2 separate regions of the Homo sapiens genome follow, and region 2 is linked to region 1. Evidence: read pairs that join two places in POLR2A ChIA-PET (ENCODE). Cell type or tissue: A673. All regions are shown on one strand.

What was found. Peaks named below come from ENCODE experiments on the same cell type or tissue, not always from the same donor. Only the 100,000 strongest peaks of a DNase experiment are listed, where the experiment ranks them.
Region 2: POLR2A ChIA-PET joins it to region 1 with 6 read pairs; 2 of 35 experiments call an interaction of 5 or more read pairs at or near these places.

The regions. Positions count from the first base shown.
Region 1 is chr15:47,752,524-47,760,523 of GRCh38, forward strand. SEMA6D (semaphorin 6D) reads left to right here. Exons shown (of 19, transcript NM_001358351.3): 2 at 7,222-7,384; 3 at 7,781-7,892. The coding sequence starts at 7,276. Among named protein-coding and RNA genes, the nearest start is that of SEMA6D, 39 kb to the left of the region's middle. In A673, no CTCF peak of the experiment used is centred here; a DNase peak (open chromatin) is centred at 4,498; H3K27ac peaks cover 728 bases.
Region 2 is chr15:47,960,259-47,968,258 of GRCh38, forward strand. All of the region lies in intron 1 of LOC124900354 (a long non-coding RNA gene), which reads left to right. It overlaps LOC102724553 (a long non-coding RNA gene), which reads right to left. Exons shown (of 3, transcript XR_001751520.2): 3 at 1-367. Among named protein-coding and RNA genes, the nearest start is that of LINC01491, 120 kb to the left of the region's middle. RefSeq lists an enhancer at 1,694-1,753. In A673, no CTCF peak of the experiment used is centred here; DNase peaks (open chromatin) are centred at 1,693, 3,543 and 4,103.

The DNA of each region.
Region 1 (8,000 bases):
GAGTGGGATCAGGGCTACAGGAGGTATTTTCCTTTTGTGTGTGTGATGAGGGAGACATGGACAAATTTCAGCGCTGATGGACAGTACTTAAATGGTTAAGAGTTACAGAAAATACCAGAAAGAGAGAAATATAATCAACGTCTTTTTATTCCAGAAAAGAGTGAAGGGATTGGATTTAAAGCAATCCAATTGCTTTAAATTGGGGCTGGGCACAGTGGCTCACGCCTGTAATCCCAGCATTTAGGGAGGCCGAGGTGGACAGATCACTTGAGGTCAGGAGTTTGAGACCAGCCTGGCCAACATGATGAAACCCCACCTCTTCTAAAAGTATAAAAATTAGCTGGACGTGGTGGTGCACGCCTGTAATACCAGCTACTTTGGAGGCTGAGGCAGGAGAATTGCTTGAACCTGGGAGGTGGAGATTGCAGTGAGCCAAGGTTGCACCACTGCACTCCACCCTGGGCAACAGAGCAAGACACTGTCAAAAAAAAAAAATAAGCACATGGGAAAGAGTTGATGTATTTGGCAATGGGAAAGGAGAAAACTGAGGAAGCTCCCATGTTACAGCTTTCATATTCTATGTGAAGTAGCTGTGGGGCAGGAGGGAGGAATGTAAGTAGCAGAGTGTGGAGACATAGCAGATCAGGGCCTTGAGGAAAGTGGGAAATTTACATTTATGGATTTGGGGAGTGGTCTAATTTAATTGAGAAACATAGGATCTCCATGGAGTTTTTGATGCTATTTGTAGTTGATGACAAAGAATTCTGTTACATTACTAGCGAGTTGTCCTAGAGTGTGCTTGTCTCAACTAGTGCTCAGCTGCTCTGGAGAAGGTGCAGAAGGTGAGTGGCAGAGTTCATCCAAGGTTACGACTTTGCAAGAAAAGCTGACAAGGACACAGAGGATGGGGCAGTCAGGAGCACAGGCAGAATAATGGACATGATTGACCATTGACAACCTAAGATGGATAAAGAGGTATGTCAAGATCAGAGAAGACTGACTAGCAGAAAAGAACAGTTAGTGGGCTGAAGGTCCTGATGAGAAAGTAGAGCAGTATGAGCAAGCTGGAAGAATAAGAGGTTAGCATCAGAGCACACAATGCATTGCTTTATGATTTTGAGGCTGAAGTCTCCATATGGAACCATGGGCTGAGGCTAGTAAAGTCTTCGTAAAGCTAGAGGAAATGACTGGGAAACTATCAGGTAAAAGAGAGGAGGAAGGGCAGGACTTCGACCAAAGACTTTTTGTAAGATCATGGAGGCCAAAGGTCTGGAAGAGTCATCGGGAAACTAAAAGGAACCAACTCCACATTCAGATCCTGAGGCAGGTGGAGTAGGAGAGTCTAAGCAGATACTCTTTGTATAGTGGCATCTTGGGATGAGAGCTAGAGGATAGCTTTCAAATCAACATGGTATCTCTCTGGGTTCTTTGGGCTAGCGATAAAGTAGGTCTACCCCATTTCTACATTCTAATTTCCTTTGAACTATCTAGTTTTCAGGGAGACAAAGACTATATACCACTTTCTCTATCTGGGATTCATTAATTTCAAATTTGGCTACTATGCTATAACCATAACAAGAACTTGTGGCCAGATATGATGGCTCATGGCTGTAATCCCAACACATTGGGAGGCCCAGGTGAGAGAATCACTTGAAGCCAGAAATTTGAGACCAGCCTAGGCGACATAGTGAGACCTCACCTCTACTAAAAATACAAAATAAATTTTCTTTTAAAGTTTAAAAATTTGCATTAACCTTCCCTATAAATTCCCCTGCCTAAAGAACTCTCCTTCAATATTTCTTTTAGTTTGCATCTGGAACAACAAATCTGAGTTTTTATTTGTCTAAAACATCCTTATTTTGCCTTCATTTTTGAAGAATATTTTTACAGGTTGTAGAATTCTAGGCTGGAAATTTATTTTCTTTCAGCAACTTAAAAATGTCATTCTATGGTCTGCTGGCTTCCATTGTTTCTACTGATAAGTCAGCTGTCCATATTTTTCTTGCTTTTTGGAAGGTAATGTATCTTAGTGTGTAATATTTTTTAAAATTTTCCTTGTTTCAGCATTTTTACTATGATGTGTCTAACTTTATTTCCTTGTATTTAGAACTTCTTAGAATTTCTTGAATGTGTGGCTTATAATCATATCAGTTTTGAAAATGTGTGCAGCCATTATCTTGTCAAATATTGCTTTAGTCCATTTCTCTCTCTGCAGTCTCAGGGACTCCAGTATGTTAATTCTTTCACAAAATTCTGTGTCTCTTACTCTCTTGTCTGTTTCTTTCAAACTTTTTGCTCTCCATATTTCTGTCTGATAATTTCTATTTGTTTGTCTTCTTACTCACTAATCTTCTCTTTACCTCTGACAAATATGTTGCTAAACACATCTATTAAGAAGATGTGTTATTTATTGTGCTTTTTTGTTGTTGATTTTTTTTTTTTTTTTGAGATGGAGTCTCGCTTTGTCGCCTAGGCTGGAGTTCAGTGGTGCAGTCTTGGCTCACTGCAACCTCTGCCTCCCAGGTTCAAGTAATTCTCCTGCCTCAGCCTCCTGAGTAGCTGGGATTAGAGGTGTGCACCACCATGCCTGGCTAATTGTTGTATTTTTAGTAGAGACAGGGTTTCACCATGTTGGTCAGGCTGGTCTCAAACTCCTGACCTCATGATCCCCCCGCCTCGGCCTCCCAAAGTATTACAGGCGTGAGCCACCATGCCCAGCCTTGTTGTTGAATTTTTATTAAATTCTTTTTTATAGATTCCAGTTTTCTGGTGAAATTCTCCATGTTGTCATCTTTTTTTCTTGCACAAAAAAAGCACAGTTATTTTCAAAACATATGTTTGGTAACTCTAATATCTGGGTTACCTGTGGGCCTATTTCTATTGTGGTTTTTTCTCTCTCTCTTAGCTGCAGTTTTTGGAATTTCTGATAATTTCTACTTGAATGTTGGGCAATGTATGTAAATAATTGTAGTCTCTGGATGATGTTATCTTTTTCTAAAGAAGTGTAATCTTATCTTTTCTGGCAAGCAGCTAGAGTGGGAGATTATATCCATTCAGTCTGGGACTTAGCTTATTGGATTGGATTGGAACTTTTGTAAAACATGGTTTACCTCACATTTTTCTCCTCTTCTAGAGTGTAGCTTGTCAGAGGCCCAAATGATAGCCTTTGGTTATTTACTGGAACTCTTCCTTCTTGGTGGGACCTAAACTTGTGACTGCCAGAAATTTGACTTTTCTTTATAGCTATACTCTCATTTTTATAGAGCCTTAAGCTGTATGAAATTAGCAAATATAAAATTATAAAAATATAACAATATATAATATAAATATAACAATATATTATGTATAATAATATAAGTATAAATATTATATAAAATCATCAAGTCTCCATAAGGTAAAATCAAATGCTGAGTATGGGACTAAGCTCCATGTACCTCCCTTCTCCCAAGTATCCTGTCACTCACGCCCTGGTTGTTCTGGCAGCTCTGAACTCCCATTAAGAGCTTTCCTCATCATATTTAGTATTTAACATTAGGAATGTATGGGAGAAGTTCATATAAAATACCAAAAACTGAATAAACATAGCTAGTCAGGCATCCTGGCTCTCTGACTGTGTCACAAACAGGAATGACTTCATGTAGGAATGTTCTTTACCCTAAGCTTGCGTGTGAGGAAGATGGTTTCCTCTTTTTTGGAGGCCTGTACATCTGTGAAGGTGTGCCTTATCCTCTAAGAATGCCCCTGTCATTGTTTGGATGGTATACATAAACAGTTTAGCAAATAGTTGTACAAGATGAAGGAATGAACATTGCTTTTTTTTTTTCCACCTTTTTGCCAGACAAGACGTAACCAGAATAGACATGATGATATTCGTTAAAATTTACTAAAGATTTACTGCGGAGCAGGCTCTGTGTTAGATGCCTCATACTGATTATCTCATTTAATCCTAAACAGAGCCTATGAAGTAATAAAGATAATTATTCCCATTTTACATTTGATGAAACTGAGGCTTAAAGAGATAAAGTCAATTTAAACAGGGCCCAAGAGCCAGGAAGTAAATGGCACAAGCAAGTTTGAACTCAGATTTTTCTAATCTCAAGATCCATGTTTTTTTCCAACATTTCATCCTGCTACTTGGCCTGCCCTTTTTCAGCATAACTAGTATCATGATTTCACTGACCCCTGGACTCCTGATATATCTTCTTATGTAAAGTCAGAGCTAAGTAGTCTGAGGGGTTTACATGCAAAGACATCCCCTTCCTGGTACATTGCTTTCAGGTATTTCCAGATTCTTCCCTCCCCCACCCAGCTTTTGCAATATGTATCACATTAAATGCCTCCATTTATAACTACTATGGCAAGTCTGAATGTAATTTTTTTTTTTTTTTTTTTCAGAAATACAGCTTTATGCAGAGACAGGAAGCAGTTAGTGGTAGGGCTTTATTTTGGGAGGATTAGAGTGGTAGGGGGTGGGGCATGGGGAGAAATTGCTTTCTGCAGTGTCAGATGAATGAGTTATAGGAAATGATAGCTCAGCCAGCAGCTTGGTGCTTGCTAGTGAGTCAGCAGTGATTCCATCCTCAGCCCCAGTGCTGGGATCACAGCTGAGAGACACTCTTCCTGGTGAGGGCTCCTCCCCGCCCTGCTGTCTGGGACATGGATGTTCTGCTTACCTGATGTGAACCATTCAGTTACCTGTCATGGAGGAGAAAGAGACACAGAACGATCTTTTTGTTTTAATGCAGATGTTTCTACACTTCTTTGGGATTAATTGGTATTTCTAATTATTTTTCCTGATATCCAGCAGAAAGATTCGGTGATTTTCTATCTAGAGGATGATATTTGGGACTGGTGTCAAAGCAGGATCTAGTTCTTAAGGCAACATTTTATACTTTTATACTACTTCAACTTTAGAAGGTCTTTGTAAGTGATCAGAATAGTATGGAAAAGCAAGACAAGAAGACACTGCTTCAGAAGAAGAGGTAAACACGAAACCATCTTGTCAGCACAATGGAAACCATGTAGCTGTAGTAAAAAACTAGAACCAAATCATTGCGGTTGTTGAGGTAGGATAGTAGGATTGTTGGTGATTGCTTTTTTGTTTTGTTTTGTTATGTTACTTTATTTTCCAGGTCCAATACATAGGAACAAGTTGTAAAATTTATTCTATAAGTAGTCCTTTAGTGCTCTAAAGTAACTAGTTGTGAAAAATAACTGGCCAAATAACCTTAATATTTTAGGATATCTTTTCCCCAGGCCCTTATGAGACTCTTAAAGTCAATCTGGTCATACCCAGGATTCTCCAGTAGGAAATGGGTAGAGAGGTCTAACTTTTCTCAGAATTTCCTATGTGCCAGGCATTTGCTTCCTTTTCGCTCTGAGAAGGTGCTATTATCCATATTTTACAGATAAAGAAACTAATGCTCAAAGAGATTGAAGGAACGTTCCCAGGCCAATTTGCTAATATGTGGTATAATTTCATCCATGCCCAAGTCATACTGACTCCAAAGTCCATACTCTTTTAACTTTAGTACAAAATGATGCCAGCACAGTTTCCATTCCACCTGCTTTTTGTAAGGCAGTTTAAATATGTGAACTTACTGCTGGACTGATCATCCACGAAAAAAACTGCTGCAATATATTATTCTCTTTTTGAAAAACTGGGACTCTAAAACTCACATATACTTGACTTGTACTTTAGTTAGACACATATTTAGAGCATTGGATAGCATGCATATCTGTGTGCTTCACCTGAAGTCCATAAAAAAGGTACAGTAAACACCTGGTTTAGTGGTTGGACTCCCCTGGAATTTGCAGTGACTCTCATGATCTCTCCTAAAGTTCTTAGATATGTAAGACTGAGGATAAAGCTAAATGTTTTGTTGTTCAGAACAGTAGCTGCAAGTGACAGTTTTGGTTGAGGGGGGGGTGTTATTGTTGCAAAGTAGAACACTTACAGCTTCACAAAAATATCCATCTCATTGACCCAACAGGGCCCTAATTCATCTTTTTAATAAGCTAATAACATTTAAAGATCTTTTAAATTTTTTACTGTTACTATAATGCAATTAATGCTGTGTTTTGATAGCTTTATTGAGGTATTGATATGTAATAAACTGCACATATTTAATGTACAATTTGATTAAATTTAACACCTATGAAGCATCACTTCAATAAAAATGATGAATATATCCATTTCCCCAAAAAGTTTTTTGTAATGCTCTATATTTGAAGGACAAAAATCCAGTCATTTATGTTCTCCTTTCCATTTGGTGAAAAGAGCCTGGACAGGGACCCAGATTATGTGAGTCTGGACTCCAATCTTGCCTTAACTAGCTCCACACAATTCAGTGAGTCCTTTAATTTTTTTGGCCCTTGGATTTTCATCTGAAAAATGAGGGGGTTGGACTAGATGGTCCCTAAGGACCCCCACAGCTCTGAAGTTCAATAAAGCTAAAAGGACCGGTGTACTTAGGGTATTGGTTTGTGTCCAAATGGTTTTATGTAAAAACGTAGACTTCCCTGGTGGCCTGGTGTCAGCTGTGCCACTTCATCCCTGCCTTGCTTTGCTTGATTGGTTATCATGAAATCATTGTATTTCTTTTAATTCCCTTTCACCCTGATTCAGGGTCATTCGTGTCATTGTCTCCACGTTGGTCGTAGTAAGCATAGGGAAATACTCGACTTAAGAATTTGGGGCTAATACTTGGGTAATGCTGGGAATTTGGCAACACCATAAGCAAAGAGCTAAGGAGAGATTATGACAGGATCATCAGCCCTCTGGCTATTTTTGAGGCAGCTTGAGCGTTTTATGCGGGGCAGAGACAAGCTGTATTAGATATATTTCAGGACTGGGGGAAGGGAAGAGGATTGGAATTTAATTAAAATTCTTATCCCAACTTTGCCCATCTTCTTGCCAAGTCAGCAGCTAGCATTTCTGCTCATGGTTCTGGTGGCTCTGCTGTGATGACATACAATTACCTCCAAAATTCTCGTGAATTTGCTGAAAACTTCAATAATGCTCAACCAGATGCTTTAATCAGGCCTGGCATGTTGCCATCTTTTGCCTGTGTTTTTGGCGATACCTGATCTACCACTGCCAGCATTCCTGGTGGGAGAGGGGCTTTGGAGGGAGCTGATGGTGAAAACTGAGCTGATTACAAACAAGAAAACCGCTTCATTGCAGCATAGAGATCTTTCCAAACTGCTTCTGTTTTCCAGGTAGCTCAGTGGCATTTCTGAGCAGGGGCCACCCTGACTTCACCTTGGCCCACCATGAGGGTCTTCCTGCTTTGTGCCTACATACTGCTGCTGATGGTTTCCCAGTTGAGGGCAGTCAGCTTTCCTGAAGATGATGAACCCCTTAATACTGTCGACTATCACTGTAAGTCGTCTCAAGAACAGTCTTCTATTCTGAGAAGGAAGCTTTTCTGTTTTTCATTCTGTAAGCATGTTCATTTTCAGAAAGAGGCAGAGATTTTTTATGTCTTAACCTTGAATTTGCATCTGAGTTTATCAGTAATCATTTCCTAGTGTTTGGAGAAAACGGGGCAGTTTTGTTGGGTGCTTTTCTACAGCAACCTGTATATAGGTTATATATTTTGAGTTAAAAAGACCATTTGCTGACATTCACTGCCTTTTATTCATTTATATTCAAGACCTTAAGAGAGGAATTTAGTTAAAACCCTTCTACAACAAGTATATACAGCTAATCAATGCTGTTTATTGATCCCTCAGCTCCATAATCCTGAATGATGGTTTAGCCCATTTTTACTTGCAGATTCAAGGCAATATCCGGTTTTTAGAGGACGCCCTTCAGGCAATGAATCGCAGCACAGGCTGGACTTTCAGCTGATGTTGAAAATTCGAGACACACTTTATATTGCTGGCAGGTAATTTTCCTCTCATTGGTTTATTAGATTAAAATTCTTTTCTCTTGTGGTGCTTGCATTAGTGTGTCTAGTTCATGAAAAACTAATATGTGATTGTGATCAAAAATT
Region 2 (8,000 bases), 210 kb after region 1:
CTGTATTCTCCCATGGGCCAAGCAAGACTTCTGGGGAAAGATAAGACACCCTTGTCCTCATACCTTCAGCTTCTCTGTTGTCAATTACCATTGCCACATAATAATTCTGAAAGCGAAAAACAGCTCTCTTGTCATTTCAGCTCAAGCATAGCTTCTTCAATGCATCCATCAGACTTCTCTACTCTGCACTGATCTTTCTTCTTCCTGAATCCCTTTAGCACTCATAATCTATTGTTCACTAATAAACAATTAAAAATGGCTTTATTGGTCATCTCAGATTCTTTTTGGAATGAGTCAGGGCATTATTTAATGTTCATATTGTCCTTCGTTCCACACATGATAATCTTCTTTCTCCACATTAGTAACTCTGTAAAGGCAGAACAAATATAATTATTTTAAACCAACAAGAATCTTATTTTCTGAATTAAAATTTGGCTCATATGGGTCTGCAAGCACAGGTCCATGCGAGAGAATAGTGGGGCAGAATATTCTACATTGGATCTGCCTCTGAACATCCACGTGATCACCACACTCTGTTTCCTGGGGTCATACTCCCACACTGGAGCCAGCACACTGCTGGAGTCTCCACTGCCTGTTGGGAAGATGAGAAGCATCTAGCAAATATCTTCCAGGAGCATTGGTTTTATTCCATGGTAAATAATCTACACATTATTTACACATGAAAACATATTTTCAAGAGCAAAATGGAAGCCTTATGTTATTTTCTAAGATAAAACTTGAATGAAATTTCTTGAAGTTTCTTGAATCTTGGAGTGGGACTTTCAGGCTTCACCAACAACCCCCACCCTTCCACAACCCCCTCCTCCCCAAGCCCATGCCAAGCTCTTCCTGGAGCGCAGGTCCAGGCTTTCCTGCTCTTAGTTACCCTGTGTTCACACTTAAGAAGCACTGCTCTTCCACTCCTACAGTAAGGCAGAGGAGAGTAAGTGCTTGATAAATATTTATTGACATATTGATTCATTGTTCCTTCAAAATTCAGAGCAGCAAAAGGAAGTTGAAATCAAATCTTCTTTTAGGTGTAGGTGGAAAGGTCAATCAATAGTGGCCTTTCTGGCACTGGAGAAACATCCTACCATCCTACTAGAGACGTGTTCTACTTTGTCACTGTAGGTAGGAAGACAGTAATGGCTCCCTCAATGAAATGGTGATAAGAACGAGAACATGGTTCAAGAGAAGAAAAGAAGAAATTGTAGAAGGATAGAACTGGCCAAATGGCAAGGCATCTATGACAGAAAAGAGCAACAACAGAGCAGAGCAGAGCTGAAAGAGACCAGTCTCAGAGAAGCAAACATGTTCAAGCAAAGAACCGGGCAAGTCTTGTTTTCCCTCCAAACCCAAACCTCCTAGAAACTAACAGTTGGTTTTTGATTTCTTTGGGCTTTGTTTTTGTTTTACTTTTGTGTCTCAGAAAGGACCAGAAAAATACAGGGGCTCAGGTGAAACCTTTATGTCAGCAGGAAAAACAAGACTCAGAGAAACCACCTTGGCAGTGCGCCCTCTAGCAGTTCCCAACCACAAAGCGAGCATCCATCCTGTCTTGTTTACAGAAGCCCCAGCCAAAAACAAAATTGCCTAACCATCTTTGCCAAGGGGAACTGGGGTTAACAGTTTTTCAAAAACCTCATAATTCGATAATTTGCAAGTTACCACGACTTCCTCCGTAAAACTGGGCCCCCATGACTAAGAGGTTTCGTTTCAGTTGCGGTATGAAGAGAAACTTGTTGCTGGGCACCATTTGTGCAGCATAAGCCCTGGGATCCCTACAGAGTCTCTCAGTAGGATTCAAATGTCTCAGGAGAGGGGTGGAGCTCATCTGGGTTTCCACATTGGCAGCCAAGGATGCCCAGTGGAGCCATCTTCTCAGATCAGGCATCCTGGTTGTGTTAGTACTTCTAACCACTATGCAATTCACCCAGGCTATCAACTTGCCTGGCAGAAATAGGTCCTTCAAGGAAAATACTAGAATTCCTCTAGGCTGCCAGCCTCCGTTTCAGAGACAGGTGGCAGAGGCTGTGAAGGGTGGCCCAAGAAGCACAAGGGTGAGACAAAGATGAGCAGAGTGAGGCAGCAGCCATCCCCATGTGTGCTCTCCTTGTACACCCCAGGAAGGATCTTAGGGATCATCCAGTCCCTGATTCTCATTAGACAGAAGTGAAAGCTGAGTCTCAAAGAGGTGAATGGTTGACTTAAGCTAGACAGCAAGCTACTTGTGGGGAATAGGGGTAGAAATTAATATTGCTTTTGCTTTTGGAGAATAGTCTCAATATGTCAGTCACTTTTCTAGATGTAATTAATAATATATATTTTTAAAACTTCAAAAACCTATAGGGTAGGTAACATCTCTATTTTTATAGCTTTGTTTTATAAAGAAGGATATATTGTCTGAGAAGTGAGTTCAATCTGGAGCCACATCTGTCTACAAAGCCCATGCTTTTTCCTCACCGTACCTGATGTTCATTCCCAGCTCAGCAGGATTCATGAGACCTTCCCCATAAACTAACCCAAAGGGCAAAAGACTGGGTTGCCATGCCCTGTGGCCATGTTGAGGGTGGTGAGAGGGAGAGTGGCTATTCTTAGGGCTGTAAGTTGTACCTAAGAATATATTTGTGCATAGGAATAATTTTATAAATTAATGTTTATGTTTACCATGCAATGACTAGAACCATCATGGGTTAAATAACATTTTTTGACCCTGTAGGAACTCAAAGACATGCTCTGAGTTCCCAGTAACTGATTATCTTTAATGTGCCTACTGGTGATATCATTAAAATGTAGATTTAAATTCAGTGAGGTCAGAGATTCTTCAATTCTGTAAGCTCCCAGCTAATGCTGATGCTGCCAGTCCATGGACCACAATTTGGGCCACATCCAATTCACAAATAGAGACTCACTCTAAATCAAAAGTTGCTAATTAGGCTGGAGTACCCTATTTCTTTTTTTAATATTGCTGACCCCTAAGCAAGTTCTACTTATCTGTCTGAAAATTGTTGCTGTTTCCAGTGCAACAAGTCACTGCCTACAACTAATATTCCACCTTCTCTAGGACATATCTAGGCTCTGCAAAAAGATGATCTTCCAAAGCTCCACAAAGAAATGCCATTTGTGAATGCTCAGGCACACCTGTGCCTGCTGGCAGCAAGCCATTGACTTTTTCCAACAAGCAAACCAAAGCTTAACAAATTCCACTGTGGAAAGGTGAGCAGTGTGCCCCCTGCGGGCAGCTTCCCACTTCCCCTCCCATAAAATGAGGGCCTTTCAGCCCCACCTTCTTAATGAAGTGTTCAGCGAACACTCCACCGCATCCACCTCCCTTCCAACTTGTACCTCCCACAAACATTTGCCCTGTAAGTTCCTCTAACCAAGTCATCTTTTTTGTTTCCACGTTTTGTCTCTCTAGCCAAATCTTAAGTTCCTTGAGAGCAGAGACTCTGTCTAATCTCTCATTGCATCTTCCCACAAAGCCCAACCCAGTCAGTGTTGTGTTCAAATTATAGGCTAAAGAAACATGTCTCCATTCCCGGAAAGTTTTATTTTCCTGTTGTGTAAGAATGCAACTTCCATTGGGCTTCCGAAGAGTGTCTGTGAAGATCACACAGGAAGGACTCTACAATTATTATGAGTCGATAATTAACTTCTTACCAATGGTAGTGATGGGATTGTATAAATTCACGCCAGAATTCACATCAATGGTATACAAGGATTATATGAGATAATGCATGTGAAAGCACTTGGTAAAGTACAAAGCCCTCTGTAAATGTAAGGTATTATCCTGTTGTTATTATTACTTAGGGCGTATGTTTCTAGCAGAAGTGAACAAACACAAGATCACCAAAAAATGACAGACAGCCTTTGTCTACACCTCAAACCCACTCCGCATGAAAAGGGATTCTTTTTCATTCATTCATCCTTGAATTATAAGTCAGTAAACCAAGATTCGCTCCTGAGCCAGGAAATTGAGGTAAGAGAAAAATATTGGGATGGATCTGCAAACCTAATGCTAGTATCACATGGCAACTCCCATTTCCTGAAGCTCAGGGGGAGCCAGGTACAATTTAATATGATCAAGGGAGCTATTTCATGGGCTGAAGGAGACAGTGAGAATGACTGTCATTCACAGCAGGACAACATAATAGCATCCATGTGTTTGTCTGAATAGACACAGGCACTCCGTATGCACAGCACTTTCACCTTATTGAATAAGGCAGGCTCCCACTTGCTTGCCTCCTGCCTGCCCAGACATTCCTCCACTCCCTGCCCCGACTTTCCTTCTCACCACAGTTTCTTTATCATCCATGTCTTGGAGTGATTCTGGGCCATATATCCTGTGCACTCTTCTCCTAGAACCTCAGCAGCATCTCCCAGCTCCTCTCCCTTTGAAGATTCATATCCCATATACTTCCACATGTTACCTTAAACTCTGGTGTGTGTGTCTGTGTCAAACTTTCCCCTTTTATGAGAACATCAGTCCTATCAGGTAAGGGGCCTACCCTAATTCAGTATGATTTCATCCTAACAGCTAATCACACACTATTTCCAAATAAGGGTACACTCTGAGGTATTAGGGGTTAATATTTTAACATATAGATTTGGGTGGGGGAGGGGGCAATTTAACCCATAACACTTGGTCTTGGTTACTTGGGAATCTCCAACCCCCAGCCCCGCATCAGCCAGCTCATGTAGCACATGTGGATCACACAACAACTCTGACTGTAGTCAAGAATGTCCATCAATGAAGCTCTGCTCATACAACTCTCACCATCTCATTTTATTTTCCATGATGTTTCACTGACCTTTCCAGATTGGTTCCCAGACAATTGGCAAATATACTTTATCATGCTTCACCTGGGAGTCTCCTAGACTTTCTCCCACTCACTCCTACCATTCTTTGATTTTCTCTCCTAAATAGTCCTCAAATTAGTCTCTGCTACCAGTGCCTTAACTCAGGCTCTCATCACATCTGACTTTGATGAGAACAATAGTCTAATTTTTCTCCTTCCTTCTAGTCACCCCCGCCCCCACTTCCATCATCTCTAGTCTCCCTGCACCCTAGGACCTCAGCAGCAACACCCAGCTTTTATCCCTTTGAAGATTCATATCCCAAATAGACTTCCGTGAGTCACCATAAACTCAGTGTGCCCTAAGCAGACACCAGAAGTACTTTCTACAGTCACACCTGACAAGCCACTCTCACATTTTAAAGCCTCTGGCGGCTCCCCACAGAGCAGATGCCATGCAGATGCCTTTGCTTCTGCACTCAGGGCCCCGTGTAACGGAACTCCTGCCTGCCTCCCTAGCCTCACATTGTTGTCTCCTGTTTCAGCCTTTGCAGGTGCTATTCTCTCCACCCTGGGTTCCCTTCTCCTCATTGCTTTCAACCTATATTCCTCCTTATCCTTCAAAACTCAGCTCAAGGGTGACTTCTTCTGGGAAGCTTTCCCTCCACCTGCAGACTGATTTATTCTGCTCCCAAAGAACTTCACGCTATACTTACTGCAAATCAGTGGATACCTTATCTGTCTCTTCCCACTTGGTTAGAGGACATGAAGATCATGAGCCACCAAAAACTGTCCCCACAAATGCACTTTGGGCTGGGCGTGGTTGCTCAGGCCTGTAATTCCAGCACTTTGGGAGGCCGAGGCAGGCGGATCATTTGAAGTCAGGAGTTTGAGACCAGTCTGGCCAACATAGTGAAACCCCATCTCTACTAAAAATGCAAAAATTAGCCAGGCATGGTGGTGCACGCCTGTAGTCCCGGCTACTCAGGAGGGTGAGACAGGAGAATCACTTGAACCAAGGAGGCAGAGGTTGCAGTGAGCCGAGATCAAGCCACTGTACACTCCAGCCTGGGCAACAGAGTGAGACTGCGTCTCAAAAAAAAAGCACTTTGTACCCCATTTTCCCTCATTATTAGATGTGTATCCTGAGCAAGTTGTTTAACCTTTTTAAGTCAAGAGTTTCTCCTCTGCAATATGTAGCTAATGAAAGTGCCCACTCATGAAGTTGTTATTAGTCTTAAATTAGATAATTAATACTGAAAGCTTAGCACAGTGCATGGCAAGTGGCATAGAATAGCCAAAACGGCTGCTGTTGTTACTGTGTGGTTACTGTGCTTGTTCTTGTCGCTATTGATTTCACAAGCACCATAGCCCCAGGAAGCAGAATGTGGGCTCTAGATTTGTATTGCTTGAAGAGTGAATTCTGGTTCCAAATGTTTATTAACCGTGTGTTCCCATGCCTGAGTCTCACTTTCTTCATGTATATGCAGATAATAATGACAACTACTTCGTAGATATTTGAGGATAAAATAAGCTACTTTTGAAGCACTTGGAACAGAACCTGGCATCTAGTATGTGCTTAGTAAATACTGGCCTCTAATATAACAGGCTGTCATAGAGTCCCAACAGGCTTCATTCACAACTGCAGGAAAGATTGAAAGTCAGTGCCCTAGTCTGTGAACTCCTTGACGGAGAGATCATGCACGAATCTTCGTAATTCAACCACACAGTATGCAGAAGGTGCTCAAAATTTTTTGAGAATGAATGAATGAATTGTGAATTGAGTTAACAAATACCAAGTTAAATAATGTCACTTTTTAAGAGGTCACAAATGGAGCAAACTCATTTCTTGAGAACATGGCTGGGAATAAGGAAATGGGACAAATAGATGTTCTGAAAATGGCACATAAAAGCTCACATACTTTATTCAGAGGAATCATAAAATGTGCAAGCTGGACTGGACCTTGGTGATGATCTATTACAGCTCCGTCATTTTGTAGATGAGAAAAATGAGCCAGCCCTCAGAACTGATTTCCTCTCCCTTTATACATCATTCTCAGAAGCTTTGTTATCTGGTTTCCTGGCCAAAGCACAATGAAAGGAGCAAATTTGGAGAGGAAAGGGAGAGAATTAGACCTATGTATACCTATGATAATTATCAAGAAATGAAATTCGGGCTTACGACAGGAAAGCTACATAAAAAGCAGACATAAAAACTGCAAAATCACCGGGGCCTGCAACATTGGCACGGCTGCAAAGGTGCTCACTCCTCAACAGACCCTCAGCACCTGGCTGCGAGACAGCCCCAACCATGGAAAAGATTGCATGATGCTTTATAAAAGCAAGATTTTCAAGAAATTTAACTTTCTTTCATTCCCAATCATTTCTATTGGGGGCTCCTATCTCATCGAGTTGATTAGGAATTCAAATCTCAAGCTTTTATAGTATCCTCCCACCCATTCTAAGGTTCCATCAGAGATTCCAAGAAAGGGTCAATAATGTCAAAACATTGGGGTAAGTGGAGAGCAGGTCACCAGGTCCTGGGCCATGTGCACACCCAGGTTAGTAGTGAGCTCTCTGTGGCTGGCCAGCTCCCCAACACCAGCTGTGGCTCGCTGCTGCTCTGACCTGGTCTTAGAGGGTAAAGATCTTTCTTTACAGTCAGGCTGGGTGCACACTCAATGCCTGTTTCCTTTCCAGCCTCATGATGTCTTTTTGTCCTCGTCCTCTACCTCTGTCCTCGGCTCCCCTGCTTTCGCTCCCTACCTCCTCTTCACTCCCTCCTATCTCCTCTCTCTGCCCAACAGTGCCACTATTTGTAATCTGGGGGATTACCCTTCTTTTTTCATGGCTCTGTATCCCCAAATCCTCTTTCGTTTGCCTACTCTGTGAGTTCTCTGTGTTGTTCTAAAGGCCTCGGTTTGAGGAATACAAAAGCCAGACAGACGTATAGGCTACTTCGGCCTTCCACCCTGACACCTTCTTACTCTGAGACAATGAACCAAAGAAGGCTGACCCTGCTTGGAATGGGGAAAGGAAGAAAGAGAAATGCAGGGAAGAAAAAACTTTGGGAAAGGAAAAATGGATGCACAAAAAATCAAAAAAGGAGTTATTTCAAATGTTATCAAAATGTTATCCCACCACATATGTAACACTAATGCACAGTCTAGTATTCAACAGAGTTTGTGTTCAGTTATCCAGAAA